2 separate regions of the Mus musculus genome follow, and region 2 is linked to region 1. The links are chromatin loops, found by intact Hi-C in ENCODE. Cell type or tissue: heart. All regions are shown on one strand. Each heading gives the region's core, and the rest is flanking DNA. Links, peaks and the distances in the headings are about the cores only.

Evidence for each region. Hi-C counts contacts between places; a loop is a spot of excess contacts. Peaks named below come from ENCODE experiments on the same cell type or tissue, not always from the same donor. Only the 100,000 strongest peaks of a DNase experiment are listed, where the experiment ranks them.
Region 2: a loop joins it to region 1, with 5 times the contacts of the local background. A loop is called at or near these places in 6 of 42 quality-filtered maps.

The regions. Positions count from the first base shown.
Region 1 is chr4:143,805,035-143,821,089 of GRCm38, forward strand. Pramel26 (PRAME like 26) reads right to left here and starts at 11,059. Exons shown (of 4, transcript NM_001005371.3): 1 at 10,985-11,059; 2 at 7,547-7,857; 3 at 6,464-7,024; 4 at 4,957-5,823. The coding sequence starts at 11,014. The coding sequence ends at 5,241. In heart, for the core only: no CTCF peak of the experiment used is centred there; no DNase peak of the experiment used is centred there.
Region 2 is chr4:144,187,261-144,203,315 of GRCm38, forward strand. It overlaps Oog2 (oogenesin 2), which reads left to right and starts at 3,457. Exons shown (of 5, transcript NM_198661.3): 1 at 3,457-3,529; 2 at 6,182-6,245; 3 at 6,715-7,025; 4 at 7,549-8,109; 5 at 8,755-9,674. The coding sequence starts at 6,739. The coding sequence ends at 9,337. In heart, for the core only: no CTCF peak of the experiment used is centred there; no DNase peak of the experiment used is centred there.

The sequences.
Region 1 (16,055 bases), core at 5,178-13,177:
ATATATATAAAGAACTCAAGAAGGTGGACTCCAAAAAATCAAATAACCCCATTAATAAATGGGGCTCAGAGCTAAACAAAGAATTCTCACCTGAGGAATACTGAATGGCTGAGAAGCACCTGAAAATATGTTCAGAATATTTAATCATCAGGGAAATGCAACTCAAAACAACCCTGAGATTCCACCTCACAGCAGTCAGAATGGCTAAGATCATAAATTCAGGTGACAGCAGATGCTGGCGAGGATGTGGAGAAAGAGGAACACTCCTCCATTGTTGATGGGATTGCAAGCTTGTACAACCACTCTGGAAATCAGTCTGGCAGTACCTCCAAAAATTGGACATAGTACTACAGGAGGATCCTGCAATACCTCTCCTGGGCATATATCCAGAAGATGTTCCAACTGGTAAAATGGAAATATGCTCCACTATGATCATAGCAGCCTTATTTATAATAGCCAGAAGCTGGAAAGAACCCAGATGCCCCTCAACACAGGAATGGATACAGAAAATATGGTACATTTACACAATGGCGTACTACTCAGTTGTTAAATGAATGAATTTATGAAATTCCTAGGCAAATGGATGGAACGGGAGGATATCATCCTGAGTGAGGTAGCCCAATCACAAAGAACTCACATGATATGTATTCACTGATAAGTGGATATTAGTCCAGAAACTTAGAACACCCAAGATACAATATACAATTTGCAAAACACATGAAAATCAAGAAGAACAAAGACCAAAGTTTGGACACTTTGCCCCTTCTTAGAATTGGGAACAAAACACCCATAACAGGAGTTACAGAGACAAAGTTTGGAGCTGAAACAAAAGGATGGGCCATCTAGATACTGCCATACCTGGCCCATCATCAGCCTCCAAACGCTGACAGCGTTGCATACACTAGAAGAAAGGACCCTGATATAGCTGTCTCTTGTGAGACTATGCCGGGGCCTAGCAAACACAGAAGTGGATGCTCACAGTCAGGTATTGGATGGATCACAGGGCCCCCAATGGAGGAGCTAGAGAAAGTACCCAAGGAGCTAAAGAGATCTGTAACCCTATAGGTGGAACAACAATATGAAGTAGCCAGTATTCCCTGGAGCTTATGTCTCTAGCTGGATATGTATCAGAAGATGGCCTAGTTGGCCATCATTGGAAAGAGAGGCCCATTGGTCTTGCAAACTATTTATGCCTCAGTACAGGGGACTGCCAGGGCCAAGAAGTGGGAGTGGGAGGGTAGGAGAGTGGGAGTGGTATGGGGGCTTCTGGCACAGCATTGGAAAGGTAAATGAAGAAATTACCTAATTAAAAAAAATAAAGAAAATGAGACCAAGTGAATACCAAGACAGGCACACTTCAGGAACTATATCTCTGTATTTAACCTGTGCTGGAAGACAATAATTGCAACATTTTAATACTCAGAGACCTGATATCAAAATGAGAAGTACATTATGTGACCTTAAGGTGCTTAATTCTTATACTTCCAGAACCGTTTATATGTTGGTTAAGAAGAACTTCACTTTGTAGACAGAGAAATAGTCCTAATAATGTCATCTAGTTCCCTCTGACAGTTCCTTCCCATGGGACTTCCAACGTTCATGTGTAGTGCAGCTTCTTTAAGGTACTGAGTTAACTCACAGCAGGTTGCAGAGAAGAGGATGTTCTCTATGGAAATTATCACTGTCTACTACTCACTTCAGTTCTTTTCTGGGTTGACAGGCATATTTAAACATATCCAATTTGGAGAAAGTGACCCTTGAGCTTATAATTGTTTTTGAAAAACTCTTCCTTCTTTGCTACATATTTAGAACCATTGCCTAGTATTAATAGATGTAAGCCATCCTCCTGTCTCAAACTTTTCAGTCACTAACATAGCAGATGACGGACAGAGCTCCCAATTAGGTATTCTATATTTCAGAACAGATTTCACTGTTGCAACAAGATGTTTCTACAAGGTTCTCTGAAGATGTTTTCCAGGAGGTTTGCTGTGGATGTCCCTACTATCAAAGATAAAGTAACACCAACTTGCCTTACACTCAGAATTATGTGGGACACAGGCAAATAGAACTCAGCCTGGTGGGTTTATTCTAAACTGTCGTCCTCGCAGGAAAAAGGCTGAGGTAGGAGAATTCCGGAGACTTGAAATCGATCTAAGCCTAAAAAATGGACTTTGTCTCAAAGATACATCTAAGACTAAGAAACAAAGTAGCAACTAAGTAAGTAAAATAAACCAGTGTTGTGCAGGGATTTAATAATTGGGCTCTGGAAGTTCAAGCAATTCTCAGGTACTTGGTATTTCATAGAGGGAACATCATCCATTTAGACAGTAAATGAAATATATGTATTATTTGGTAGGACTCAGGCATCCAATAAACTGGCAGTTTTAACTTTGCAGGTAGATCTGGAAGGGAGATTTATGAGGGACAGGTGTCTCACTGCTTCAGAATCAGAGAAGACTCTGGAAGGAGAGAATATGAGACTCACTGCCGGGTCCTGGGTTTAGTTTCTCCCAATCAGCCCTCACTGCCTGTAGATCACCTTCCTCCACTGGGGTGCTCCATCAGATCTAGAATCATTAGAAAGGAGATGGGACAGAAGAGCATAAGTTCAGACTTTTAAGAAGAACTGGATGAAGACATGGTTTTGATTGTAATTGCAGTGTTTTGTATTTGTTGTTGTTGTTGTTATTGCTGCTGTCATTTCAGAAAAGACCTCACTGAAATATCCCTGGCCAGAACTCACTACTTAGATTAGGCTGACTCCCAACCCACTGAAATCTCCATGCTTCTTCCTGAACAATAATGGAACTAATGGCATGTGCTACCCCTCCTAGAATGTAAGACAGTTTCAAATCCTTCTGATCAATTTTCATTCTTTTTTCTTGTCTTTTTTGACATAAATCTTTCTTTCTGTTCACCTTATACCTAAACATTCATGTGTGTTTCATAATGGAAAATAACTTCCTTTTCTTCCCTGTATGTATAAAGTACTCTCAACCTAATTTTTACAGTATTTCACATTATTTCTGTAAAAATAAATCCTCTGCACCCATCTCTCTATGGAAAGTAGTAAAATTTTACAAAAAACTCACTCATAGTATCTTAGGTTTTAACACAGTGCAATGTGTATGAAAAATGAGAACCAGGCTCATTAAACCCTCACTGTTCTCCCTCTTTGTTCCACCTTAAAACCAAAACTTGCCTTCTGATTGGTTGCTTGTGTCCAAAACAGATGTTGTCAGGGACTATTTTCATTATCTTTATTGTTGCAGTTCTCTTTGTGAAAGCTAAAGAATTCACACAAGCATGAAATTCTGGACGCCCATTCAGTGTATTATTTCCCACAGCAGAGTCTTATTTATTTAGTCATGTACTAGTAAATTGAGTGAGGTGCTATGTATGTAGTTTGTTCTGGGGTTAGATTTTTTTGTTTTTTTGAATAATTTTTGATGCATGGTCTTGATATGCAGATTAATTTGAAACTCCTACTTTCTCAAATCCTCTGCCCCAGTGATGTGACCATTGCCAGCCTGACAACAGCAAACATGGTCCTGGCAGGCCTGGTCCTTATTCCCTATCCTTGTGCCTTCCTAAAAAACCATTATATTTCATTTCTCAAGGTAGACCCCAAAGTCCCTTCCTTTATTTGAATATTTCCTCTTCTTGAGAGTCACTACCAAGACTAAGCTTTCAAGTCTAGCAATGAAAAGTCTCTTTTGGCTTATGTAATTACCTACTCCAATTAAAATTAAATACTTTATGCTCACATGGGGTTTACCTTTCACCTCTATAACATGCCTTTGACCTATAGGCTAGGTATTCTCTTTCTATCCAGAGGTAGTCCTTTGATCCTGCCATGTCCCCAAACACGAATACCACTTTACCCTCTCCCTTGTTCTCTTCCCCTCTACTTTGTCTTCTATCTCCTGTCATTGTCTTTTATCCCTTGGCCTTTGTCCCTCTGAAGCACATAGATCTCCTTTGTGCTGAGAACATGGTCTGATGGTGTTTTGGGCTGACTCTGAGTATACCTACATTATTGTTCATTCCTAACTCTAGCCAGAAACATCTTTCATTCTCTATGGGCATCCTTCCCAAAAACTCACAGTTTTAAATTGTGTAAGGCTATTCATAGACTCTCATGAAGAAAATCTTGGTACATTTTCTTTAAAAAAGAAAATTGCCTCTCGTGGATGTGCACATATTTAATCTCAGCTCACCAGGGACTCTACAGAGAACAATAAGCCCCATAACAAGCAAGTGAGGCAGAGCTCCATGGAATTAGGTACAGGTCCAGTGGCCAGCCTGGATGTTAAAGAGATGAACTAAAGTGAGTAAGGAGATTGAGATACGTTCCATAGAGAAATCTTAGCAGCCTGCTGTTTAATCACCTCATTATCTTAAAGAAGCTGTACTACACATGAAGTTTTGGAGACCCCCAAGAGAACCAGTCACAGGAAATCAGGGGATGGTGTTAGAAACTCTTCTTATACAACATATAAACTGTTCTGGAAGAATAAAGCATTAGATAGCTTAAGGTCACATCATCATGTCCTTCTCATTTTGATATCAGGTCTCTGATTGTTCATATGTTGCATATAATATCTTCCCGCAAATGACAAATAGGAGAAAATAGTTCCTGACTTATGCCTGCTTGGTATTCACTTGGTCCTCATTTTCTTGACTTTTGAAAAACCCTGTTCACCCCATTTTTCTCCATATCTAAGTCACTTGTTATCTGAATGTACTACATACAAATCTGTTTCCCAAATGTTGAACACTTTGTGAAGCCCTGTGCTTTGGGTCCAATTCATGAGAACTGTTCCTGAGATTCAAGAAGCTGCACATATCTGAGGTTGAACTAATTATGATTATGAGGAATGAAGAAACAAGACAGAGCTATAGATCCTGGGAATGATTAGGCTCTGTGCTCTGATAGAGACATACCAGCACCCCAGAAAGTCAACACATTTATTGTATGCAGTCAACAGACGGGAACAACATTTTCATGCAAGGATGCCTGTATTGTAACACACACAAACTACAATAATCCTAGAGAATAAAATAGTGCTTAACATCTTTTATAGATGCAATACTCTTTACCAGCTCTGAGGACATTCCTTTCTTTTCAGTGTGTCTCAGACATTTAGGTGGTTGACACATCTATGCTCCTTCCAGCAAGGGACATTCACTTAGGATATCAATTCCCAATAGTATGCTACCATTTTTCTCTTCCAAAATCAAGCCCAGGGAGGGTTCTTTTCAAAAAAGCAACATTGGGTCTCCAGATCATAAACATAGGACCCACCACACTTGGAGCATTTGATTGTACCAAAGGTGACTTTCTTGGGCTCTCTTATGGCCCTGAGTATATCCAGGAGCTCAGAACAAAAATGTTCTAATCTGTGTGATAGTACTACATCCCTGTTATCATAGCACTCCTGAGGGGCAGGGTACAGCTCATCAGCTAGCTGGCTAAGCTTGGCTGTGTGGTGTAGAAGTTTTTTCAGGAAAAGCAGAGAGAGTTCATTACCATAGAAATTAACTACTGTGAGCTGGTAACATTGACTTAGGGCAGGCAGCAGGGCATTGAAGTGAGTTTCCCCCATTTCACATGACATTAATTGCAGGGATTTCAGGGTATGTCTAACTCTCTCAAGGAGAAACCCAAGGGGCTCAAGAAGTAAATTACTTAAACGTACATCAGTCAGGTGGAGAGATCTGAGCTCAAAAATATTCAGGCAATAGGGGAGGTAATCCAAGTCTGACTGTGAGAGGTCACAGTCAGTGAACGAAAGTACCTCCAAGGGCTTCCTTAGGCACCTGGAAAGAGAAGAAATGATTGCTTTCTGGAAAATTGTGACAATCACGGTTGATAGATTTGCAGACAAGCAGATGACACTTCTCACAGACTCAGTCTGTCAATACATTGAAGTCAAACCCCACCCAGGACATTGCCTTCTGTTGTCTGTTCACACAACTCAGATCATTCTAGTCTGAGTCCTGTCTATAGCAACATGATTCAGGACCTGGCAAGAAAGCACACCAATGGATATATCAGGCCAACTTGGTGTATGTAGGAAGAAATACCTAACTCAAATAAAATTAAACAACTTCCTATTGCTATTTTTAAAAGTTCTCAGAGGTTTTGTGCCTCCAAGGTCCATGATCCTTTCTTCACCATGAACCTCAGTGTTACATATTTCTCATCTACTCAACCTATTTCTGAGCTCTAAACATGAACAATAAGAACCACGCTTATATCCGGCCATATATATCTTATCACATAGTTCATTTGCTCATATATGCTATGTCTCTATTACTGCTAGGTTTATGGTGACCAGACCATCGTGGACTACCAAGATTGTAAAACAAAGCAAAAGAAAAACAACTAGAAAATAGAAAAGCAAAGAGAAGAGAGGTGTCTTCTCTTGTCTATTGGACTCTTTCAATCCTTCCTTACCTGAGACATTCTATAAAAATGACACCATGTACATAGAGTTCCTGGAGATGGTGGAATGTAGGAAGATGAGAAATCACTGTAATCACTTTTTCCTCATTAATATTTCTATAATCATCTATATTGAGGGTATATATGATCTCATCTAGTGTGAGTGAGAGTAGATTGCTCATCTGTTTCAGGTAGGGATTAAGAAAATCCAAATCTTCTAGGCAAAGACAAGATAGTTCCAGATCTTCTATATATTCTGCATGTACAATTTTGAACATTTCTATGACTGTGGCTTTGGTTAAGCCATAAATTTTCAGCTTTCTACAGTGTAGATGAATGGAATCTTCTCTCTGGTAGGCCCACTGCAACAAGTAAGTGGAACATTCATCAAGGTGGCCCTCCATGAATTGGAGTTCTGTTGTCACTTTCAATTTGTTCTTTGTCCCATAGCCAGGACTATTCTCAACTGGCTTCTCCTGTTCCATGAACTCTGGTAAGCCTTCGACTTCATGGGATCCAGCCCATACCACAACCAAATCATGGCTCAAAGTGATCTCTCTGAGCTTGCACCTACTGTGGGAGAAATGAGTATAATTCTGAGAAGGTAAAGGACAACACATTTGATCGTTTGATTACCTTTCACATTTCACACTTCAGCTTTTTCTTCCAAAACTTTGCTTATTCCTGTGCCTAGAATGAAACCATGAGCCTCACACTGAGTAAATTAATAATATTCTTTGCACAAAGGCCATCTTTAGCCCTGTCATACTTCCCTTCATTCCAAGCCCTTTAATTCCATTTTCATTTCACTTGAACCTTTTTGGGATGCAGGAAAATGTCCATTCCTCACTGAGTTTGCCTATTCTTTTCTGTCTTCTGCATTATCCATTATTTGCCCAGATAGCCAAGACTGTTCTCAAGCCTCTGTACCCCTCTAACCCTCTACATACAGTGAAGAATAATCCTGAATATGGAGTGAAGAAAAAATTGAAATCAGAAGCCTCTGATCCACAATTGTCCAAATATTCTCTGTCCCTAATTGTTCATTCTCAGCACTCAGGTAAACTTCCACCAACCCCAAGTGATCCTCCCTACCTGGAAAGAACTGGTTTTGAAATCAGTATATCTATCCCCTCAAGAACAGCCTTCAAAGTGTCTAAGTTGAGGTTCTTCAGCATCGTTCCTACAGAAAGGTATGGGAAGGGCCACACAGGTATCATGGCGGTCAAGATCTTTGTACGTCCATCAATAAATGCCTCCTTAAACATCACTGGGAACATCATATTGGGCAGGTCCTTGAGAGCAGAAATGGCCAAGTACTCATCCCTCAGTAGACGCTGTATTGCTAGCTCCATCAGAGTGGGTGGCGAGTAGAAATTCATTCTGTCTTCTTCTAAAGAGTCATGCTAGGGAAGCCAGGAAAAATATCATTAATGACAAGAAATTTAGCAAGTCTTTTATCCCAGACAGGTAAATATGGGGCTTGGATCACTAGTGATGAAGATGGAATACTCGGTTTACCAATTTGAGTACACTCAGTTGTTTTTTCTTTGTTCTTTGAGATAATGTCTTTACACAACTACCTATATCCTTGGCTGTCCTGAAACTTACTTATAGAACACACTGGCCTGGACTCCACAGAGAACTGCCTGCCTGTGCCTGCCAAGTGCTGAGATTACATGTGTGTTCCATCACTACTCAGTCTGTGCCACCATAATATGTCTAATCCAGAACTGTTTGATCTGGCCTGTGCTGTTTTTAAAGCTATACTTCTTTCTTGCATTAAGATGTATCTCCAAAATATCCTAGTTCCCAAAGAACACATCCAATTGTAGCCACAGCTGGGGTGAATACATCCCACTGGGAAGGGATCACCAGAAACTCTGAAGCCTCAGTCAGGTGTTGGATGATGAAGAGACTGTGTTTAGCTCTACTGTCCCTCAAAGAAAAGAAAGAAAATCAATTTACAAGTTAACTACAATCTCTATTTATCCAGCTACCCTGCATGGAATAAGTCACAGCACCTTTGACATTCCCATAATTAGTTATTGACATCAATCTTTGATTGTGACCATACAAATCATTTGGAGAAGGTGTTCACAAAGTTCCAAGCTTGAGGTCTGCAAACTACAAAGCTAAATAGAGTGGTAAAACACTAAAGTCAGTAATCCTTCAGTAGCCATTAACATGGTCTCTAACTCTTTATAAAGCATCCTTAAAGAAGAGGCTATTAGGTTTAGATTACAATTCACATGCTAAAGTCAGGAGACTCATTAGTTCAATAACATAATTGGTTACTTCAACTGTACTAGGAAATCTAGCCTAAGACCTGCAGAAACAAAAGGACAGCCAAAAAATAAATGAAAAGAGGGCATAAATTTTAAGTTTAGGTTATAATAAGATTTTTCATTGAATACTTAATAAAAACATGCTAGCTTCTTCCTGAATTTTCAAACACATGATAGGTTCCCTATAAAGAATAGGCCATGTATCCTTCAGCATATAGAAATGCCTTGCTTGCTTTTGTTTGTTGGTTTGTTTTGTTTTGCTTCATTGATACATGATCTTACCCACAGTTCTTTGAAACTTACTATTTAAATTAGGCTGCCACCCAACTTAGAGACTACACACCCCTTCCTGTTGGAGTCAAGTATGAGTACAGGAGGAGAGGAGGGAGTGAGACTGTGATTGTGATATAATGTCTTTTATACACACACACACACATATATACATATAGATGTACATATACTATATATACAAACATTCGTATGAATGTATATACGGCTTTCTTCCTCCAAATTTGAGGACATTCTGAGTTCACTAAATAAGAGACTATTACTGAGCAGATGCAAATACCATTTCTTTTTTGGTATTTTGTGTTTGTTTGCTAGTTTTTCATTATTTATTTAGTGATGTATCTATTGGTTTGTTTATTTATTTAATATATATGAGTACACTGTCCCTGTCCTCAGACACTCCTGAAGAGGGCAACAGAGCCCATCATGAACGGTTTTGAGCAACCATGTAATTACTGGGAATTGAGCACAGTACCTTTTTAAGTACACTCAATGTTCTTAAACACTGAGCCATCTCTCTATCCCCTTGTTTTGCCTTTCTAAAAGACATATATAATATCTGGATATTTTGATACTCACAGCCTCCCTCTGCCTTCCTGTTGCTGGGATTAAAAGCCCACCAAATAATACCAGGCTTAAAGTGACATAAACATCAGTACTCAAGACACTCGAGTAACTTACATCTGACACTCGGCCAAGAGTGCCTAGAATTGAAGGTCACCCTGACATTCTTAATGAGATTGTCTCAAAAAACAAAAAACAAAACTAAAATATCCTACAGAAACCACTATGACCTAATTAATAATCAGATGTAATTGAGAACACACTTGGATATTCTGGGTAAGCAGCCCTCAGGTGTTTGTGGTAGGAGAATCTTTGTTATTTTAAAGCCCAGCAATTTTTTTTCTTTTTAGTTTACATTCCAGGCACTGCCCCTTCCATAGTTCCTAATATAATTTCTACTCCCCCTTTCCTCCAATAGGGTGCTTTCCTTCCCCCACCAACCCTTCCAGCATCTGCCTTCTTGAGGTCCTCAAGTCTTTCCCTCTGAAGCTAGACCAGGCAGTCCTCTGCTATACATGGACTTGGTGCTTTACACAAGCCTGTGTATGCGCAGTCTCTGGGAGCTCCCAGGCATCCAGGTTGTTGAGATTGGTAGAATCACTATTTGGTCACCCTCCCCTTCAGCTTCTTCAACCCTTCCCCTAATTCAAACCTAGAAAAAAACCTTGAATGAACAGGAGGCACTTAAAGAAATGTTCAAAGGGAAACACAAATCAAAATGACCTTAAGATTCCACCTTGCAACAATCAGAATGGCTAAGATAAAAAAAATCTCCATTGACTGTGCATGACCGTAAGGATGTGCAGGAAGAAAACACTCCTCCATTTCTGGTGGGATTGCAAACAGATGCAACCACTCTGGAAATCAATCTAGTTGTTTCTTTGAAAACTGGATACACTTTTACCTGACAAACCAGCTATATCACTCCTGGTTTTATACCCAGATTACACCCCATCATACCACAAGGACACTTGCTCCTCTATGTTCATAACAGCCTTATTTGTAATAGCCACGTGCTGGCTAGAAACAATGTAGATAGCGCTCAATTGAAGAGTGGATACAGAAAATATAGTTCATTTACACAATGGAAAACAATCCAGGTAACAAAAAATGAGGACATCAAAAAATTTGATGGCAATTGGACAGAACTAGAAAATACCATCCTGAGTGAGGTAATGCAGACCCAAAATATCATGCATGTCATGTACCTATTGTTAAGTAGATATAAGTCAAAGAGTACAAAATACCTAGGATACAGGTCAGGCAAACTTTCTTAGAGGGAACTCATTTTAAAAAAGAACCAAGTAATGCATTATATGAGCAAATTTCAAGTGAGGACAAGGCTAGACTAGGTTGTGTGAGATAAGCATCCTTATGGAGCTGAGGGACTTACTTGATCTGGACAATGGTTACACATCATCATATTCAGGCAGGGGAAAGCTGCAACTCCCGGTTTCAAAAACTGATCGTTTCTATGCCTGCTTTGACTCTTTATATAGTTTTCAGCTGAACCATCCCTTTGTAGCCACACCCTCTGAGTCAAAAGAAGCCTCTGGATCAATAGTTGAGTCTCTACCCTCTTGCTCATTTTCAGATTTGGATGGTGTAGGTACATTGAATCAGATCCATACACAGGAAGATTCTTAGGCCAGACAGAGTCAAGAACTGGTCTATTGAAGCAAAGTAGTTTGCATCATGCCTGTCATCACAGCAATTATGATGAACAAATAAAGCAGAGACAGGTGGATCTCAGAATTCAAAACCATGGTTAGACTCCAAGCATATAGCTCTTATCCAAACTCATACTCACTATATATTGAGGTCAACACCCAGGACATGAATTTCTAGTTTTTGCCCACACTATTCATAGCATGCTAGTCTGAGGCCTGTGAGTATCAGCATGGACAGGATTCAGGGCATGGCAGGAAACCACAGCAATGGCCGTACAAGATCAACATGGTGCAAGAAGGTCTCTTGCATCCCACATAAACTCTCATCCTTGTCCCAGTCTCAGCTCAGTGATTCCTGGGTTTCCTCCTCCATTCTCCAGCACTTCATGGAAAATGAGATGGAAAAGACCAAGTTGTTATTCTCAACATTCATTTGGTTTGGAAGACTTCTTCTTTGATTTCTGATACTGAGTTCACCATACAGCCCAGACTTGTCTTGAAGTGTAGAGTATTCTGTCTCAGTGTGGAAATTCCACAGCTTCCACAGAAAGGATATGAGAGGAGAAAGGGCAGGAGGGAAAGCAATACAAGGTGAAGGATTCAGTGGCATTTCTATCTCAGATTCACAGTCTCTCAGGGTAGTCTTATGTCGTTACATGGCTCCAGAACTGCATAGAGAAAATTTGAATGTCTTGGATCACTTTTAAATTTCAGACACAGCCTGGATCTGCAGCCAGGTGGTCACCAGTTCACAGACCTACCTTATTTTCTAATTTAGTATAATAAAGCCCACTGCCACACAGGATATTATAATAACTTCAAATTAAAGAGTAATGCCATATATTTCACAGATTCTCCTCAGTCTGTCCTTGGCAGACTCAATCTGTGGAAGGCAGAACCTATGTTGTTAGGCATATGACAGTAGTGTTGCCTCTTTTGAGGGCCTTAATAGATAATCAGTGTCATTTTGCCATGACAAGAGGCTGGTCACATTGCTTTCTCCTGAATAACCTTTCTAACGGGAAATGAGATTCAGAGGAACATGTTTTGTTACCTCGTGAGAAAAAAGTTAATTATATCTCGGTTCCGTATGAGAGCCTCTATATACTGAGATTGCTGAGTGTTTGGACTTGAGACCCCTAGAGAATACAACAAGGTACCATGAGTTCTCCTGCATTGCAGATCAGGGACTCTGGCTTTCTGGTGGTTTCTGGAATGGGGAAGATTTACAGTTCCTAGGACAATGCATGAATATATGGCAACTTAGTGCTTTATCAGACCTTTTCTGACTCAGTCATGTCCCTGTGGATAGGTGTGCTGAATGACGTCCTGAGCTCCTGGATACACAGAAACTAAAGGCAGCCCAAGGTACAGCAACAATCAGCTCCAGTCCAGTCCTCTCAGAAGGAAGACATTAGGCAGGAATCTGCAGCTGTATTCAATCCTGTAGAATCCATTAGGGTTGCCAATTGGATTCAGGAGACGCCACAGAAGCGGCAAGCTGTCATAGGAAATTCACAAGTTGTTCTTGACAAGTTAATCTTAATAGCAGCATTATCACAAGTCTAGCTCAAATCAAACCAGTACATGGGTGCAGTTAGTGAAAAGTAGTGGGCTAGAGCAATACAAACCAAAGCGCACTGCTGGTCTCCAACTATCTGTGTGGCCATATTTACTCCTTTATCAAGCATCCTTTACTTGTCCAGTATTTTGAAGCATCCTTTCACCTGTGTCTGCTTCAGGAAAACAGTCTTTCTTGTCTGAGGCATCCTTTCAGCTGTATACCCCAGGAAAACATCATATGTTATAACTAAATTTCCAAAGAAACTACAAGTCTCTACTTCAGTAAGGAGGTGATGCAGGGAGATCTCTGAGTTTCAGGCCAGCATTTTCTGCAGAGCAATTTCAAGTACAGCCAGCACTACACTAACAAATAAAAAAAATTTAAAAAAGGAAAGAAACAAAGAAGGCCAAAACCAAGTTAGCCAAAATAAGAAAAAAAAACCTTTTAAATGAAAAGCATTTGTGAATATTTAATCACATGATCACTCCAGTATGCTAGACATAAATCATATATATATGTGTATATATATATATATATATATATATATTTGAGTATATATTCATTCAATTTTATGAATATAAATATAAATGTAAATGAATATATATATATTCATTCAATTTTATGAATACAAATATAAATATAAATAAATATATATATATTCATTCAATTTTCAATTTTGGGGGTGATAAGGTCATTTGTCACACTTTAATTTTTTCTCATATTTAAATATGTGTATGTGTGTGTCTTTAATGAGAAAGGTTAACATAGATGGAAATTCCAGAAGCTAAAGTAGTAGAACCCTGTGGGTATGTAGTTTTAGATGATTGTGAGCTGATATGACTTGGAATTTCAATTTGGTCCTTTGAACGACTCAACATCTCAGAGAAAGATTCAATAGAACAAAGCAGAGAGTGTTACTGCTTCTTTTACACTTTAAATTGCTTTTCAAAAATTCTCTCCTGTGTCCCAGATGGGACTTGAGATCCCCATTCATCCACTTTCTGTCACTGAGTGTTCTACTACCATCCCCAGCATGCTCAGCACATGCTTATGGGGCCATATTTCTTCAGAGATCATCTTGTATTCAAAGGACACTAGTAGATGAAAAATTTCTTTTTCCTTTTCTACAGCCTTTACTCTGTTCAAACCTGAGTTGTCACTATTCTTTTGGGACTTCTGTCTTTGTTTTGGTAACATTTTGCCAAGCTAACCTCTGCACTCCATTTGTAGCCATCACCAGTAGTAACAAAACAATTAATACATACTTCTTGATCATCATTGGTATGTTTATGAAAATATAGACTAGTGGCTCCATTGCTTCAAGGTCACTGTTGTTATCTGGTGACTATGAAACAGTTCTTTGTAGGAAATATTCAGTAGGAATGCCCTAAATAGAAGTGACAGCTGGTATAGGACCACTTGAATCAGAGTCCACTTGAAGTTGATATCAACTAGATATCAGAATTTGATATTATCTACATCACATGCATATCCATAGGCTGTATTTATTTCTCAGGAAGAAATAAATGAAAACACATAACTTTTTCTGCATGTGTTTGAGAGTTTTGCCTTCACTTATCCTTTGTTTCCTATCTCCACAATACCAGTGGAGACCAGAAAAAGGTAACTGTCACTGGTGTTATAGAATTCTCTAACCATACAATTGAAGCTGGCATGGGATACAGGGGCAGTTGAAAGAGCAGACAAGCTCGTTAAGGATGAATCATCAATTAGCACAACCTCTATCTCCATATTTCTGTTGAGACAATGTTTTACTATGTAGTCTTGGCTTCTCTGCAATATGCTTTGATGACCAGTCGGCATAAGAAGTCATAGTAATCTGCTGTTCTCTGCTTCTGTTTTTCTGAGATTGAGGGCACTAGTCCCTGCTGTGGACCAGCCTCAGTCGGCCCCCCTCAATCCTCAGGAGAAATCAGGGCTCCAGACATGTGGACAGGAGTTGGCAATGAGAAAGGTGACAAACACACAAGGACACAAGGGAGTGAGCTGTATCTGAATGCAATTTTTGTCAAAGTGAGCATCAGTCTTATATATTAGAGAAAACAAAGAAGTTAAGTGATGCATTAAGACCATCCAAGGTACATTGACGTTATCTGATACAAAATTACCTTTACAACCAAACAGATGACAGTGTACTAAAAGCTAACAGGAACCAACTGGGATAAAATCAATGTTAACAACTGGGATCAAAAGCAGCCCCACCTAAGGTCAGCTTAATTTTAGAAGCCAGGGGCAATGCTATAGTTCCAATTCTAGTCTATTGTATAGTCCACCTTCCCACTAGGCCACTGTAAATCCCTATGTATGGTAGTGGCTCAGCTATGTATAGTTCTAAGTATTTACTCTAGTTCCTTCTTAGACCACAACCTTCCTTCTTCCTAGGCCATGGTAAATTCTTGCATATGGGAGTAGCTTGCCCTGAGATTTCTAACTCTTATTCAGTAAAATACTTTTAAAAAGCATGCAAAGGCAAAAGACACTGTCAATAAGACAAAAAGACCACCAACAAATTGGGAAAGGATCTTTACCTATCCTAAATCAGATAGGGGACTAATATCCAACATATATAAAGAACTCAAGAAGGTGGACTTCAGAAAATCAAATAACTCCATTAAAAAATGGGGCTCAGAACTGAACAAAGAATTCTCACCTGAGGAATACCAAATGGCAGAGAAGCACCTGAAAAAATGTTCAACATCCTTAATCATCAGGGAAATGCAATTCAAAACAACCCTGAGATTCCACCTCACACCAGTCAGAATGGCTAAGATCAAAAATTCAGGTGACAGCAGATGCTGGCGAGGATGTGGAGAAAGAGGAACACTCCTCCATTGTTGGTGGGATTGCAGGCTTGTACAACCACTCTGGAAATCAGTCTGGTGGTTCCTCAGAAAATTGGACATAGTACTACTGGAGGATCAAGCAATACCTCTCCTGGGCATATATCCAGAAGATGTCCCAACCGGTAAGAAGAACACATGCTCCACTATGTTCATAGCAGCCTTATTTATAATAGCCAGAAGCTGGAAAGAACCCAGATGCTCCTCAACAGAGGAATGGATACAGAAAATGTGGTACATTTACACAATTGAGTACTACTCAGCTATTAAAAAGAATGAATTTATGAAATTCCTAGCCAAATGGATGGACCAGGAGGGCATCATCCTGAATGAGGTAACACATTCACAAAGGAACTCACACAATATGTA
Region 2 (16,055 bases), core at 3,249-11,248, 380 kb after region 1:
GCTTGTCTGCTCTTTCAACTGCCCCTGTATCCCATACCAGCTTCAATTGTATGGTTACAGCATTCTATAACACCAATGACAGGTAATGTGTTACCTTTTGCTGGTCTCCACTGGTACTGTGGAGATAGGAAACAAAGGATAAGTGAAGGCAAAACTCGCAAACACATGCAGAAAAAGTTATGTGTTTTCATTTATTTCTTCCTGAGAAATAAATACACCCTATGAATATGCATGTGATGTAGATAATATCAAATTCTGATATCTAGTAGAGATCAACTTCAAGTGGACTCTGATTCAAGTGGTCCTATACCAGCTGTCACTTCTGTTTAGAGCATTCCTACTGAATACTTCCTACAAAGAACTTTTTCATGGTCACCAGATAACAACAGTGACATTGAAGCAATGGAGCCACTAGTCTATATTTTCATAAACATACCAATGATGATCAAGAAGTATGTATTAATTGTTTTATTGCTACTGGTGATGGCTACAAAAGGAGTGCAGAGGTCAGCTTGGCAAAATGTTACAAAACAAAGACTTTAATCCCAAAAGAATAGTGACAACTCAGGTTTTATTTCACAGAGTAAAGGCTGTAGAAAAGGAAAGAGACATTTGTCATCTACTAGTGTCCTTTGAATACAAGATGATCTCTGAAGAAATATGGCCCCATAAGCGTGTGCTAAGCATGCTGGGGATGGTAGTACAGCACTCAGTGAGAGAACGTGGGTGAATGAGGATCTCAAGTCCCATCTGGGACACAGGAGAGAATTTTTGAAAAGTAATTAAAAGTGTAAAAGAAGCAGGAACACTCTCTGCTTTGTTCTATTGAGTCTTTCTCTGAGATGTTGAGTCTTTCAAAGGACCCAACTGAAATTCCAAGTCGTATCAGCTCACAATCATCTAAAACTACAGACCCACAGGGTTCTACTACTTTGGCTTCTGGAATTTTCATCTATGTTAACCTTTCTCATTAAAGACACACACAAACACATGTTTAAATATGACAAAAAAATTAAAGTGTGACAAATGACCTTATCACCCCCAAAATTGAAAGAATATATATATGTGTATATATATATATTCATTTATATTTATATTTGTATTTATAAAATTGAATGAATATATATATATATACTCAAATATATATGTATATATATAATTTATGTCTAGCATACTGGAGTGATCATGTGATTAAATATTCACAAATGCTTTTCATTTAAAAGGTATTTTTTTTCTTATTTTGGCTAACTTGGATTTTGGTCTTCTTTCGTTTCGTTTCTTTCCTTTTTTTTTAATTTTAATTTGTTAGTGTAGTGCTGGCTGTACTTGAAATTGCTCTGCAGAATATGCTGGCCTGAAACTCAGAGATCTCTCTGCATCACCTCCTTACTGAAGTAGAGACTTTAGTTTCTTTGGAAAGTTAGTTATAACAAATGATTTTTCCCTGGGGTATATAGCTGAAAGGATGCCTCAGAGAAGAAAGACTGTTTTCCTGAAGCAGACACAGGTGAAAGGATGCTTCAATATACTGGACAAGTAAAGGATGCTTGATAAAGGAGTAAATATGGCCACACAGATAGTTGGAGACCAGCAGTGCGCTTTGGTTTGTATTGCTCTAGCCCACTACTTTTCACTAACTGCACCCATGTATTGGTTTGATTTGAGCTAGACTTGTAATAATGCTGCTATTAAGATTAACTTGTCAAGAACAACTTGTGAATTTCCTATGACAGCTTGCCACTTCTGTGGCGTCTCCTGAATCCAATTGGCAACCCTAATGGATTCTACAGGATTGAATACAGCTGCAGATTCCTGCCTAATATCTCCCTTCTGAGAGGACTGGACTGGAGCTGATTGTTGCTGTACCTGGGCTGCCTTTAGTTTCTGTGTATCCAGGAGCTCAGGACGTCATTCAGCACACCTGTCCACAGGGACATGACTGAGTCAGAAAAGGTCTGATAAAGCACTAAGTTTCCAAATATTCATGCATTGTCCTAGGAACTGTAAATCCTCCCCATTCCAGAAACCACCAGAGGGCCAGAGTCCCTGATCTGCAATGCAGGAGAACTCATGGTACCCTGTTGTATTCTCTAGGGATCTCAAGTCCACTCAGCAGTCTCAGTATATAGAGGCTCTCACAAGGAACCCAGATAAAATTAACCTTTGTCTCAGGAGGTAACAAAACATGTTCCTCTGAATCTCATTTCCCTTTAGAAAGGTTATTCAGGAGAAAGCAATGTGAGCAGCCTCTTGACATGGCAAAATGACACTGATTATCTATTAAGGCCCTCAAAAGAGGCAGCACTACTGTCATATGCCCAACAACATAGGTTCTGCTTTCCACAGATTGAGTCTGCCAAGGACAGACTGAGGAGAATCTGTGAAATGTATTGCATTACTCTTTAATTTGAAGTTATTATAATATCCTGTGTGGCAGTGGGCTTTATTATACTAAATTAGAAAATCAGGTAGGTCTGTGAACTGGTGACCACCTGGCTGTAGATCCAGGCTGTGTCTAAAATTTAAAAGTGATCCAAGACATTCAAATTTTCTCTAAGCAGCTCTGGAGCCATGTAACGACATAAGACTACCCTGAGAGACTGTGAATCTGAGATAGACATGCCACTAAATCCTTCAGCTTGTATTTCTTTCCCTCCTGCCCTTTCTCCTCTCACATTCTTTCTGTGGTAGCTGTGGAATTTCCACATTGAGACAGAATACACTTCAAGACAAGTCTGAGCTATGTGGTGAACTCAGTGTCAGAAATCAAAGAAGAAGTCATCCAAACCAAATGAATGTTGGGAAATCCTACACAGTAGAGAAGAGTTAGAATACCAACTTGGTCTTTTCCATTTCATTTTTCATGAAGTGCTGGAGAATGGAGGAGGAAACATGGGAATCACTGAGCTGAGACTGGGACAAGGATGAGAGTTTGTGTGGGATGCAAGAGACCTTCTTGCCCCATGTTGATCTTATACAGCCATTGCTGTGGTTTCCTGCCATGCCCTGAATCCTGTCCATGCTGATACTCACAGGCCTCAGACTAGCATGCTATGAATAGTGTGGGCAGAAACTAGAAATTCATGTCCTGGGTGTTGACCTCAATATATAGTGAGCATGAGTTTGGATAAGAGCTATATGCTTGGAGTCTAACCATGGTTTTGAATTCTGAGATCCACCTGTCTATGCTTTTTTGTTCATCATTATTGCTGTGATGAAGGGCATGATGCAAGCTACTTTGCTTCAATAGACCAGTTGTTGACTCTCTGCCTGGCCTAAGAATCTTCCTCTGTATGGATCTGATTCAATTTACCTACACCATCCAAATCTGAAAATGAGCAAGTGGGTAGAGACTCAACTATTGATCCAGAGGCTTCATTTGACTCCAAGGGTGTGGCTACAAAGGGATGGTTCAGCTGAAAACTATATAAAGAGTCAAAGCAGGCATAGAAACGATCAGTTTTTGAAACCAGGAGTTGCAGCTTTCCCCTGCCTGAATATGGTGATGTGTAACCATTGTCCAGATCAAGTAAGTCCCTCAGCTCCATAAGGATGCTTATCTCACACAACCTAGTCTAGCCTTGTCCTCACTTGAAATTTGCTCATTTAATGCATTACTTGGTGGTTCTTTTTTAAAATGAGTTCCCTCTAAGAAAGTTTGCCTGACCTGTATCCTGGGTATTTTGTACTCTTTGACTTATATCACTTAACAATAGGTACATGACATGCATGGGATTTTGGATCTGCATTACCTCACTCAGGATGGTATTTTCTAGTTCTGTCCAATTGCCATCAAATTTTTTGATGTCCTCATTTTTTGTTACCTGGATTGTTTTCCATTGTGTAAATGAACTATATTTTCTGTATCCACTCTTCAATCGAGCGCTATCTACATTGTTTCTAGCCAGCACGTGGCTATTACGAATAAGGCTGTTATGAACATAGCAAGTGTCCTTGTGGTATGATGGGGTGTAATCTGGGTATAAAACCTGGAGTGATATAGCTGGTTTGTCAGGTAAAAGTTTATCCAGTTTTCAAAGAAACAACTAGATTGATTTCCAGAGTGGTTGCATCTGTTTGCAATCCCAGAAATGGAGGAGTTTTTTCTTCCTGCACATCCTTACCATCTTGTGCAGTCAATGGAGATTTTTTTTTTAATCTTAGCCATTCTGATTGTTGCAAGGTGGAATCTTAAGGTCATTTTGATTTGTGTTTCCCTTTGAACATTTCTTTAAGTGCCTCCTGTTCATTCAAGGTTTTTTTCTAGGTTTGAATTAGGGGAAGGGTTGAAGAAGCTGAAGGGGAGGGCGACCAAATAGTGATTCTACCAATCTCAACAACCTGGATGCCTGGGAGCTCCCAGAGACTGAGCCCCTTTCCTGGCAGCATACACAGGCTTGTCTAAAGCACCCAGTCCATGTATAGCAGAGGACTGCCTGGTCTAGCTTTAGTGGGAAAGACTTGAGGACCTCGAGAAGGCAGATGCTGGAAGGGTTGGTGGGGGAAGGAAAGCACCCTATTGGAGGAAAGGGGGAGTAGAAATTATATTAGGAACTATGGGAGGGGCAGTGGCTGGAATGTAAACTAAAAAGAAAAAAATTGCTGGGCTTTAAAATAACAAAGATTCTCCTACCACAAACACCTGAGGGCTGCTTAACCAGAATATCCAAGTGTGTTCTCAATTACATCTGATTATTAATTAGGTCATAATGGTTTCTGTAGGATATTTTAGTTTTATTTAGTTTTGTTTTTTGTTTCTTGAGACAATCTCACTAAGAATGTCAGGGTGACCTTCAATTCTAGGCACTTTTGGCCGGAGTGTCAGATGTAAGTTACTCGAGTGTCTTGAGTACTGATGTTTATGTCGCTTTAAGCCTGGTATTATTTGGTGGGCTTTTAATCCCAGCAACAGCAAGGCAGAGAGAGGCTGTGAGTATCAAAATATCCAGATATTATATATGTCTTTTAGAAAGGCAAAACAAGGGGCTAGAGAGATGGCTCAGTGTTTAAGAACACTGAGTGTACTTAAAGAGGTACTGTGTTCAATTCCCAGTAATTACATGGTGGCTCAAAACCGTTCATGATGTGCTCTGGTGCCCTCTTCAGGAGTGTCTGAGGACAGGGACAGTGTACTCATATATATTAAATAAATAAATAAATAAATAAATAAATAAATAAATAAATAAATAAATGGATACATCACTAAATAAATAATGAAAAACTAGCAAACAAACACAAAATACAAAAAAGAAATGGTATTTGCATCTGCTCACTAATAGTCTCTTATTTAGTGAATTCAGAATGTCCTCAAATTTGGAGGAAGAAAGCCGTATATACATTCATATGAATGTTTGTATATATTGTATATGTACATCTATATGTATATATGTGTGTGTGTGTGTATGTGTGTGTGTGTGTGTGTATAAAAGACACTATATCACAATCACAGTCTCACTTCCTCCTCTCCTCCTGTACTCATACTTGACTCCAACAGGAAGGGGTGTGTAGTCTCTAAGTTGGGTGGCAGCCTAATTTATATAGTAAGTTTCAAAGAACTTTGGGTAAGATCATGTATCAATGAAGCAAAACAAAACAAACCAATAAACAAAAGCAAGCAAGGTATTTCTATATGCTGAAGGATACATGGCCTATTCTTTACAAGGAACCTATCATGTGTTTGAAAATTCAGGAAGAAGCTAGCATGTTTTTATTAAGTATTCAATGAAAAATCTTGTTATAACTTAAACTTAAAATTTATGCCCCCTTTTCATATATTTTTTGGCCCTCCTTTTGTTTCTGCAGGTCTTAGGCTAGATTTCCTAGTATTGTTGAAGTAACCAATCATGTTATTGAACTAATGAGTCTCTTGACTTTAGCATGTGAATTATAATCTCAAACTCATAGTCTCTTCTTTAAGGATGCTATATAAAGAGTTAGAGACCATGTTAATGGCTACTGAAGGATTACTGACTTTAGTGTTTCTTTAACCACTCTATTTAGACCTCAAGCTTGGAACTTTGTGAACACCTTCTCCAAATGATTTGTATGGTCATAATCAAAGATTGATGTCAATAACTAATTATGGGAATGTCAAAGATGCTGTGACTTATTCCATGCAGGGTAGCTGGATAAATAGAGATTGTAGTTAACTTGTAAATTTATTTTCTTTCTTTTCTTTGAGGGACTGGAGAATTAAACACAGTCTCTTCATCATCCAACACCTGACTGAGGCTTCAGAGTTTCTGGTGATCCCTTCCCAGTGGGATGTATTCACCCCAGCTGTGGCTACAATTGGATGTGTTCTTTGGGAACTAGGATATTTTGGAGATACATCATAATGCAAGAAAGAAGCATAGCTTTAAAACCAGCACAGGCCAGATCAAGCAGTTCTGGATTAGACATATTATGGTGGCACAGACTGAGCAGTGATGGAACACACATGTAATCTCAGCACTTGGCAGGCACAGGCAGGCAGTTCTCTGTGGAGTTCAGGCCAGTGTGGTCTATAAGTAAGTTTCAGGACAGCCAAGGATATAGGTAGTTATGTAAAGACATTATCTCAAAGAACAAACAAAAAACAACTGAGTGTACTCAAATTGGTAAACTGGGTATTCCATCTTCATCAGTAGTGATCCAAGCCCCATATTTACCTGTCTGGGATAAAAGACTTGCTAAGTTTCTTGTCATTAATGATATTTTTCCTGGCTTCCCTAGCATGACTCTTTAGAAGAAGACACAATGAATTTCTATTCGCCACCCACTCTGATGGAGCTAGCAAGACAGTGTCTACTGAGGGATGAGTACTTGGCCATTTCTGCTCTCAAGGACCTGCCCAATATGATGTTCCCAGTGATGTTTAAGGAGGCATTTATTGATGGACATACAAAGATCTTGACTGCCATGATACCTGTGTGGCCCTTCCCATACCTTTCTGTAGGAACGATGCTAAAGAACCTCAACTTAGACACTTTGAAGGCTGTTCTTGAGGAGATAGATATACTGATTTCAAAACCAGTTTTTTCCAGGTAGGCAGGATCACCTGGGGTTGGTGAAAGTTTACCTGAGTGCTGAGAATGAACAATTAGGGACAGAGAATATTTGGAAAATTGTGGATCAGAGGCTTCTGATCTTCAATTTTTTCTTCACTCCATATTCAGGATTATTCTTCACTGGATGTAGAGGGTTAGAGGGGTACAAAGGCTTGAGCTCAGTCTTGGCTATCTGGGCAAATGATGGATAATGCGGAAGACAGAAAAGAATAGGCAAACTCAGTGAGGAATGGACCTTTTCCTGCATCCCAAAAAGATTCAAGTGAAATGAAAATGGAATTAAAGGGCTTGCAATGAAGGTAACTATGACAGGGCTAAAGATGCCCTTTGTGCAAAGAATGTTATTAATTTACTCAGTGTGGGGCTCATGGTTTCATTCGAGGCACAGGAATAAGCAAAGTTTTGGAACAAAAAGCTGAAGTGTGAAATGTAAGAGGTAATCAAACGATAAAATGTGTTGTCCCTTACCTTCTCAAAATTATACTCGTTTCTACCACAGTAGGTGCAAACTCAGAGAGATCACTTTGAGCCATGATTTGGTTGTGGTATGGGCTGGATCCCATGAAGTTGAAGGCTTACCAGAGTTCATGGAACAGGAGAAGCCAGTTGAGAATAGTCCTGGCTATGGGACAAAGAACAAATTGAAAGTGACAACAGAACTCCAATTCATGGAGGGCCACCTTGATGAATGTTCCACTTACTTGTTGCAGTGGGCCTACCAGAGAGAAGATTCCATTCATCTACACTGTAGAAAGCTGAAAATTTATGGCTTAACCAAAGCCGCAGTCATAGAAATGTTCAAAATTGTACATGCAGAATATATAGAAGATCTGGAACTATCTTGTCTTTGCCTAGAATATTTGGATTTTCTTAATCCCTATCTGAAACAGATGAGCAATCTACTCTCACTCACACTAGATGAGATCATATATACCCTCAATATAGATGATTATAGAAATCTTAATGAGGAAAAAGTGATTACAGTGATTTCTCATCTTCCTACATTCCACCATCTCCAGGAACTCTATGTACATGGTGTCATTTTTATAGAATGTCTCAGGTAAGGAAGGATTGAAAGAGTCCAATAGACAAGAGAAAACACCTCTCTTCTCTTTCCTTTTCTATTTTCTAGTTGTTTTTCTTTTGTTTTGTTTTGTTTTACAGTTTTGGTAGTCCATGATGGTCTGGTCACTATAAACCTAGCAGTAATAGAGACATAGCATATATGAGCAAATGAACTATGTGATAAGATATATATGGCCGGATATAAGCATGGTTCTTATTGCTCATGTTTAGAGCTCAGAAATAGGTTGAGTAGATGAGAAATATGTAACACTGAGGTTCATGGCGAAGAAAGGATCATGGACCTTGGAGGCACAAAACCTCTGAGAACTTTTAAAAATAGCAATAGGAAGTTGTTAAATTTTATTTGGGTTAGGTATTTCTTCCTACATACACCAAGTTGGCCTGATATATCCATTGGTGTGCTTTCTTGCCAGGTCCTGAATCATGTTGCTATGGACAGGCCTCAGACTAGAATGATCTGAGTTGTGTGAACAGACAACAGAAGGCAATGTCCTGGGTGGGGTTTGACCTCAATGTATTGTCAGACTGAGACTGAGAGAAGTGTCATCTGCTTGTCTGCCAATCTATCAACCCTGATTGTCACAATTTTCCAGAAAGCAACCATTTCTTCTCTCCCCAGGTGCCTGAAGAAGCCCTTGGAAGTACTTTCGTTCACTGACTGTGACCTCTCACAGTCAGACTTGGATTACCTCCCCTATTGCCTGAATATTTTTGAGCTCAGATCTCTCCACCTGACTGATGTACGTTTAAGTAATTTACTTCTTGAGCCCCTTGGGTTTCTCCTTGAGAGAGTTAGACATACCCTGAAATCCCTGCAATTAATGTCATGTGAAATGGGGGAAACTCACTTCAATGCCCTGCTGCCTGCCCTAAGTCAATGTTACCAGCTCACAGTAGTTAATTTCTATGGTAATGAACTCTCTCTGCTTTTCCTGAAAAAACTTCTACACCACACAGCTAAGCTTAGCCAGCTAGCTGATGAGCTATACCCTGCCCCTCAGGAGTGCTATGATAATAGGGATGTAGTACTATCACACAGATTAGAAAATTTTTGTTCTGAGCTCCTGGATATACTCAGGGCCATAAGAGAGCCCAAGAAAGTCACCTTTGGTACAATCAAATGCTCCAAGTGTGGTGGGTCCTATGTTTATGATCTGGAGACCCAATGTTGCTTTTTTGAAAAGAACCCTCCCTGGGCTTGATTTTGGAAGAGAGAAATGGTAGCGTACTATTGGGAATTGATATCCTAAGTGAATGTCCCTTGCTGGAAGGAACATAGATGTGTCAACCACCTAATTTTCTGAGACACATTGAAAAGAAATAATTGTCCTCAGAGCTGGTGAAGAGTATTGCATCTACAAAAGATGTTAAGCACTATTTTATTCTCTAGGATTATTGTAGTTTGTGTGTGTTACAATACAGGCATCCTTGCATGAAAATGTTGTTCCCATCTGTTGACTGCATACAATAAATGTGTTGACTTTCTGGGGTGCTGGTATGTCTCAATCAGAGCACAGAGCCTAATCATTCCCAGCATCTATAGCTCTGTCTTGTTTCTTCATTCCTCATAACCATAATTAGTTCAACCTCAGATATGTGTAGCTTCTTGAATCTCAGGAACAGTTCTCATGAATTGGACCCAAAGCACAGGGCTTCACAAAGTGTTCAACATTTGGGAAACAGATTTGTATGTAGTACATTCAGATAACAAGTGACTTAGATATGGAGAAAAATGGGGTGAAGGAACAGGGTTTTTCAAAAGTCAAGAAAATGAAGACCAAGTGAATACCAAGCAGGCATAAGTCAGGAACTATTTTCTCCTATTTGTCATTTGCGGGAAGATATTATATACAACATATGAACAATCAGAGACCTGATATCAAAATGAGAAGGACATGATGATGTGGCCTTAAATGATCTAATGCTTTATTCTTCCAGGACAGTTTATATGTTGTATAAGAAGAGTTTCTAACACCATCCCCTGATTCCCTGTGACTGGTTCTCTTGGGGGTCTCCAAAACTTCATGTGTAGTACAGCTTCTTAAAGATACTGAGGTGATTAAACAGCAGGCTGCTAAGATTTCTCTATGGAACGTATCTCAATCTCCTTACTCACTTTAGTTCATCTCTTTAACATCCAGGCTAGCCACTGGACCTGTACCTAATTCCATGGAGCTCTGCCTCACTTGCTTGTTATGGGGATTATTGTTCTCTGTAGAGTCCCTGGTGAGCTGAGATTAAATATGTGCATATCCATGAGAGGCAATTTTCTTTTTTTAAAGAAAATGTACCAAGATTTTCTTCATGAGAGTCTATGAATAGCCTTACACAATTTAAAACTGAGTTTTCTGGAAGGATGCCCATAGAGAATGAAAGATGTTTCTGGCTGGAGTTAGGAATGAACAATAATGTAGGTATACTCAGAGTCAGCCCAAAACACCATCAGACCAAGTTCTCAGCACAAAAGAGATCTATGTGCTTCAGAGGGACAAAGGCGAAGGGATAAAAGACAATGACAGGAGATAGAAGACAAAGCAGAGAGGAAGAGAACAAGGGAGAGGGTAAAGTGGTATTCGTGTTTGGGGACATGGCAGGATCAAAGGACTACCTCTGGATAGAAAGAGAATACCTAGCCTATAGGTCAAAGGCATGTTATAGAGGTTAAAGGTAAACCCCATGTGAGCATAAGGTATTTAATTTTAATTGGAGTGGGTAATTACATAAGTCAAAAGAGACTTTTCATTGCTAGACTTGAAAGCTTAGTCTTGGTAGTGACTCTCAAGAAGAGGAAATATCCAAATAAAGGAAGGGACGTTGGGGTCTACTTTTATAACTGAAATATAATGGTTTTTAGGAAGGCACAAGGATGGGGAATAAGGACCAGGTCTGCCAGGACCATGTTTGCTGTTGTCAGGCTGGCAATGGTCACATCACTGAGGCAGAGGATTTGAGAAAGTAGGAGTTTCAAATTAATCTGCATATCAAGATCATGTATCAAAAATTAGTCAAAAACAAAAACACAAAAATCTAACCCCAGAACAAACTACATATATAGCACCTCACTCAATTTACTAGTACATGACTAAATAAATAAGACTCTGCTGTGGGAAATAATACACTGAATGGGCCTCCAGAATTTCATGCTTGTGTGAATTCTTTAGCTTTCACAAAGGGAACTCCAACAATGAAGATAATGAAAATAGTCCCAGACAACATTTGTTTTGGACACAAGCAACCAATCAGAAGGCAAGTTTTGGTTTTAAGTTGGAACAAAGAGGGAGAGCAGTGAGGGTTTAATGAGCCTGGTTCTCAGTTTTCATATAAATTGCACTGTGTTAAAACCTAAGATACTATGAGTGAGGTTTTTGTAAAATATTACTACTTTCCATAGAGAGATGGGTGCAGAGGATTTATTTTTACAGAAATAATGTGAAATACTGTAAAAATTAGGTTGAGAGTACTTTATACATACAGGAAAGAAAAGGAAGTTATTTTCCATTATGAAACACACATGGATGTTTATGTATAAGGTGAACAGAAATAAAGACCTATGTCAAAAAAGACAAGAAAAAAGAATAAAAATTGATCAGAAGGATTTGAAACTGTCTTACATTCTAGGTGGGGTAGCACATGCCATTAGTTCCGTTATTGTTCAGGAAGAAGCATGGAGATTTCAGTGGGTTGGGAGTCAGCCTAATCTAAGCAGTGAGTTCTGGCCAGGGATATTTCAGTGAGGTCTTTTCTGAAATGACAGCAGCAATAACAACAACAACAAAAAATACAAAACACTGCAATTACAATCAAAACCATGTCTTCATCCAGTTCTTCTAAAAAGACTGAACTTATGCTCTTCTGTCCCATCTCCTTTCTAATGATTCTAGATCTGATGGAGCACCCCAGTGGAGGAAGGTGATCTACAGGCAGTGAGGGCTGATTGGAAGAAACTAAACCCAGGACTAGGCAGTGAGTCTCATATTCTCTCCTCTCAGAGTCTTCTCTGATTCTGAAGCAGTGAGACACCTGTCCCTCACAAATCTCCCTCCCAGATCTACCTGCAAAGTTAAAACTGCCAGTTTATTGGATACCTGAGTCCTACCACATAATACATATATTTCATTTACTGTCTAAAGGGATGATGTTCCCTCTATGAAATACCAAATACCTGAGAATTGCTTGAACTTCCAGAGCCCAATTATTAAATCTCTGCACAACACTGGTTTATTTTACTTACTTAGTTGCTACTTTGTTTTGTAGTCTTAGATGTATCTTTGAGACAAAGTCCATTTTTAAGGCTTAGATTGATTTCAACTCTCAGGAATCCTCCTACCTCAGCCTTCCTACTAGGAAGACAGTTTAGATCTAACCCACCAGGCTGAGTTCTATTTGCCTTTGTCCCACCTAATTCTGAGTGTAAGGCAAGTTGGTGTTACTTTATCTTTGATAGTAGGGATATCCAAACCAAACTTCATTGGAAAACATCTTCACAGAACCTTATAGAAACATCTTGTTACAACAGTGAAATCTGTTCTGAAATATAGAATACCTAAGTTGGGAGCTCTGTCCGTCATCTGCTATGTTAGTGACGGAAAAGTTTGAGACAGGAGGATGGCTTACGTCCATTAATACTAGGCAATGGTTCTAAATATGTAGCAGAGTAGGAAGAATTTTTCAAAAACAATTATAAGCTCAAGGGTCACTTTCTCCAAATTGGATATGTTTAAATATGCCTGTCAACCCAGAAAAGAACTGAAGTGAGTAGTAGACTGTGATAATTTCCATAGAGAACATCCACTTCTCTGCAACCTGCTGTGAGTTAACTCAATACCTTAAAGAAGCTGCACTACACATGAACGTTGGAAGTCCCATGTGAGAAACTGTCAGAGGGAACTAGATGGCATTAGGACTATTTCTCTGCCTACAAAGTGAAGTTCTTCTTAACCAACATATAAATGGTTCTGGAAGTATAAGAAGTAAGTACCTTAAGGTCACATAATGTACTTCTCATTTTTATATCAGGTCTCTGAGTATTAAAATGTTGCAATTATTGTCTTCCAGCATAGGTTAAATACAGAGATATAGTTCCTGAAGTGTGGCTGCCTTGGTATTCACTTGGTCTCATTTTCTTTATTTTTTTAATTAGGTAATTTCTTCATTTACCTTTCCAATGCTGTGCCAAAAGCCCCCATACCACTCCCACTCCCCTACCCTCCTACTCATACTTCTTGGCCCTGGCATTCAACTGTACTGAGGCATGAATAGTTTGCAAGACCAATGGGCCTCTCTTTCCAATGATGGCCAACTAGGCCATCTTCTGATACATATCCAGCTAGAGACATGAGCTCCGGGGAATACTGGTTAGTTCATATTGTTGTTCCACCTATAGGGTTACAGATCCCTTTAGCTCCTTGGGTACTTTCTCTAGCTCCTCCATTGGGGGCCCTGTGATCCATCCAATAGCTGACTGTGAGCATCCACTTCTGCGTTTGCTAGGCCCCGACATAGTCTCACAAGAGACAGCTATATCACCGTCCTTTCTTCTAGTGTATGCAAAAGTGTCAGCGTTTGGAGGCTGATTATGGGATGTATCCCCGGGTATGGCAGTATCTAGATGGCCCATCCTTTCATTTCAGCTCCAAACTTTGTCTCTGTAACTCCTTCCATGGGTGTTTTGTTCCCAATTCTAAGAAGGGGCAAAGTGTCCACACTTTGGTCTTCGTTCTTCTTGATTTTCATGTGTTTTGCAAATTGTATATTGTATCTTGGGTGTTCTAAGTTTCTGGACTAATATCCACTTATCAGTGAGTACATATCATGTGAGTTCTTTGTGATTGGGTTACCTCACTCAGGATGATGCCCTTCCGTTCCATCCATTTGCCTAGGAATTTCATAAATTCATTCTTTTTAACAGCTGAGTAGTACTCCATTGTGTAAATGTACCATATTTTCTGTATCCATTCCTGTTTTGAGGGGCATCTGGGTTCTTTCCAGCTTCTGGCTATTATAAATAAGGCTGCTATGAACATAGTGGAGCATATATCCTTTTTACCAGTTGGAATGACTTCTGGATATATGCCCAGGAGAGGTATTGCAGGATCCTCCTGTAGTACTATGTCCAATTTTCGGAGGTACTGCCAGACTGATTTCCAGAGGGGTTGTACAAGCTTGCAATCCCATCAACAATGGAGGAGTGTTCATCTTTCCCCACATCCTCTCCAGTATCTGCTGTCACCTGAATTTTTGATCCTTAGCATTCTGACTGGAGTGAGGTGGAATCTCAGGGTTCTTTTGATTTGCATTTCCCTGATGTTTGAAGGTGGTGAACATTTTTTCAGGTGCTTCTCAGCCATTCAGTATTCCTCAGGTGAGAATTCTTTGTTTAGCTCTGAGCCCCATTTATTAATGGGGTTATTTGATTTTCTTGAGTCACCTTCTTGAGTTCTATATATATTGAATATTAGTCCCCTATCTGATTTAGGATAGGTAAACATCCTTTCCCAGTCTGTTGGTGGCCTTTTTGTCTCATTGATGGTGTCTTTTGCCTTACAGAAGCTTTGCAATTTTATGAGGTCCCATTTGTTGATTCTCAATCTTACAGCACAAACCATTGCTGTTCTATTCAGGAATTTGTCCCCTGTGCCCATATCGTCGAGGCTTTTCCCCACTTTGTCCTCTATAAGTTTCACTGTCTCTGGTTTTATGTGGAGTTCCTTGATCCACTTAGATTTGACCTTAGTACAAGGAGATAGTAATGGATCAATTTGCATTCTTCTACATGATAACTGCCAGTTGTGTCAGCACCATTTGTTGAAAATGCTGTCTTTTTTCTACTGGATGGTTTTAGCTCCCTTGTCAAAGATCAAGTGACCATAGGTGTGTGGGTTCATTTATGGGTCTTCAATTCTATCCCATTGATCTACTTGTCTGTTGCTACAACAGTACCATGCAGTTTTTAATCACAATTACTCTGTAGTACAGCTTTAGGTCAGGCATGGTGATTCCACAAGAGGTTCTTTTACCCTGGAAAACAGTTTTTGCTATCCTAGGTTTTTTTGTTATTCCAGATGAATTTGCAGATTGCTCTTTCTAATTCATTGGAGAATTAATTTGGAATTTTGCATTGAATCTGTAGATAGCTTTTGGCAAGATAGCCATTTTTATTATATTGTGTGGGGAGCAATTACGGACTTCCTGGCCAGCCGGGCAGAAATCTGCTCCAGGTAGTAAACAAGCCCATGTTTGGTGGATGGCCCGCCCTTAATCCCTGATTGGCTGAGCAAGCCTGCCTGGTGAGGTGATGTGACCTGTGGTGATTGGTAGGGGGGAGGTTGTGGCTGGAGTGGAGAAAAACACTTGTAACCAGGGAGGCTGGGGATTTTTAAAGAGAAGCTGCCTGAGTAAACTGCTTTAAGAAGAACCTGGTGGTTGTGTCTTTCTTGCTGGTCAAGTGGGATGCGACAATATTCATCCTGCCAATACATGAGCATGGGAGATCTTTCCATCTTCTGAGATCTTCTTTAATTTCTTTCTTCAGAGACTTGAAGCTCTTATCATATAGATCTTTCACTTCCTTTGTTAGAGTCACACCAAGGTATTTTATATTATGTGTGACTATTTCAAAGGGTGTTGTTTCTCTAATTTCTTTTTCAGCCTGTTTATCCTTCATGTAGAGAAAGCCCATTGATTTGTTTGTGATAATTTTATATCCAGCTACTTCATTGAAGTTGTTTATCAGGTTTAGGAGTTCTCTGGTGGAAATTTTAGGGGCACTTATATATAATATCAAATCATGTGCAAATAGTAATATTTTGACTTCTTCCTTTCCAATTTGTATCCCCTTGATCTCCTTTTGTTGTCGAATTGCTCTGGCTAGGACTTCAAGTACTATGTTGAATAGGTATGGAGAAAATGGGCAGCCTTGTC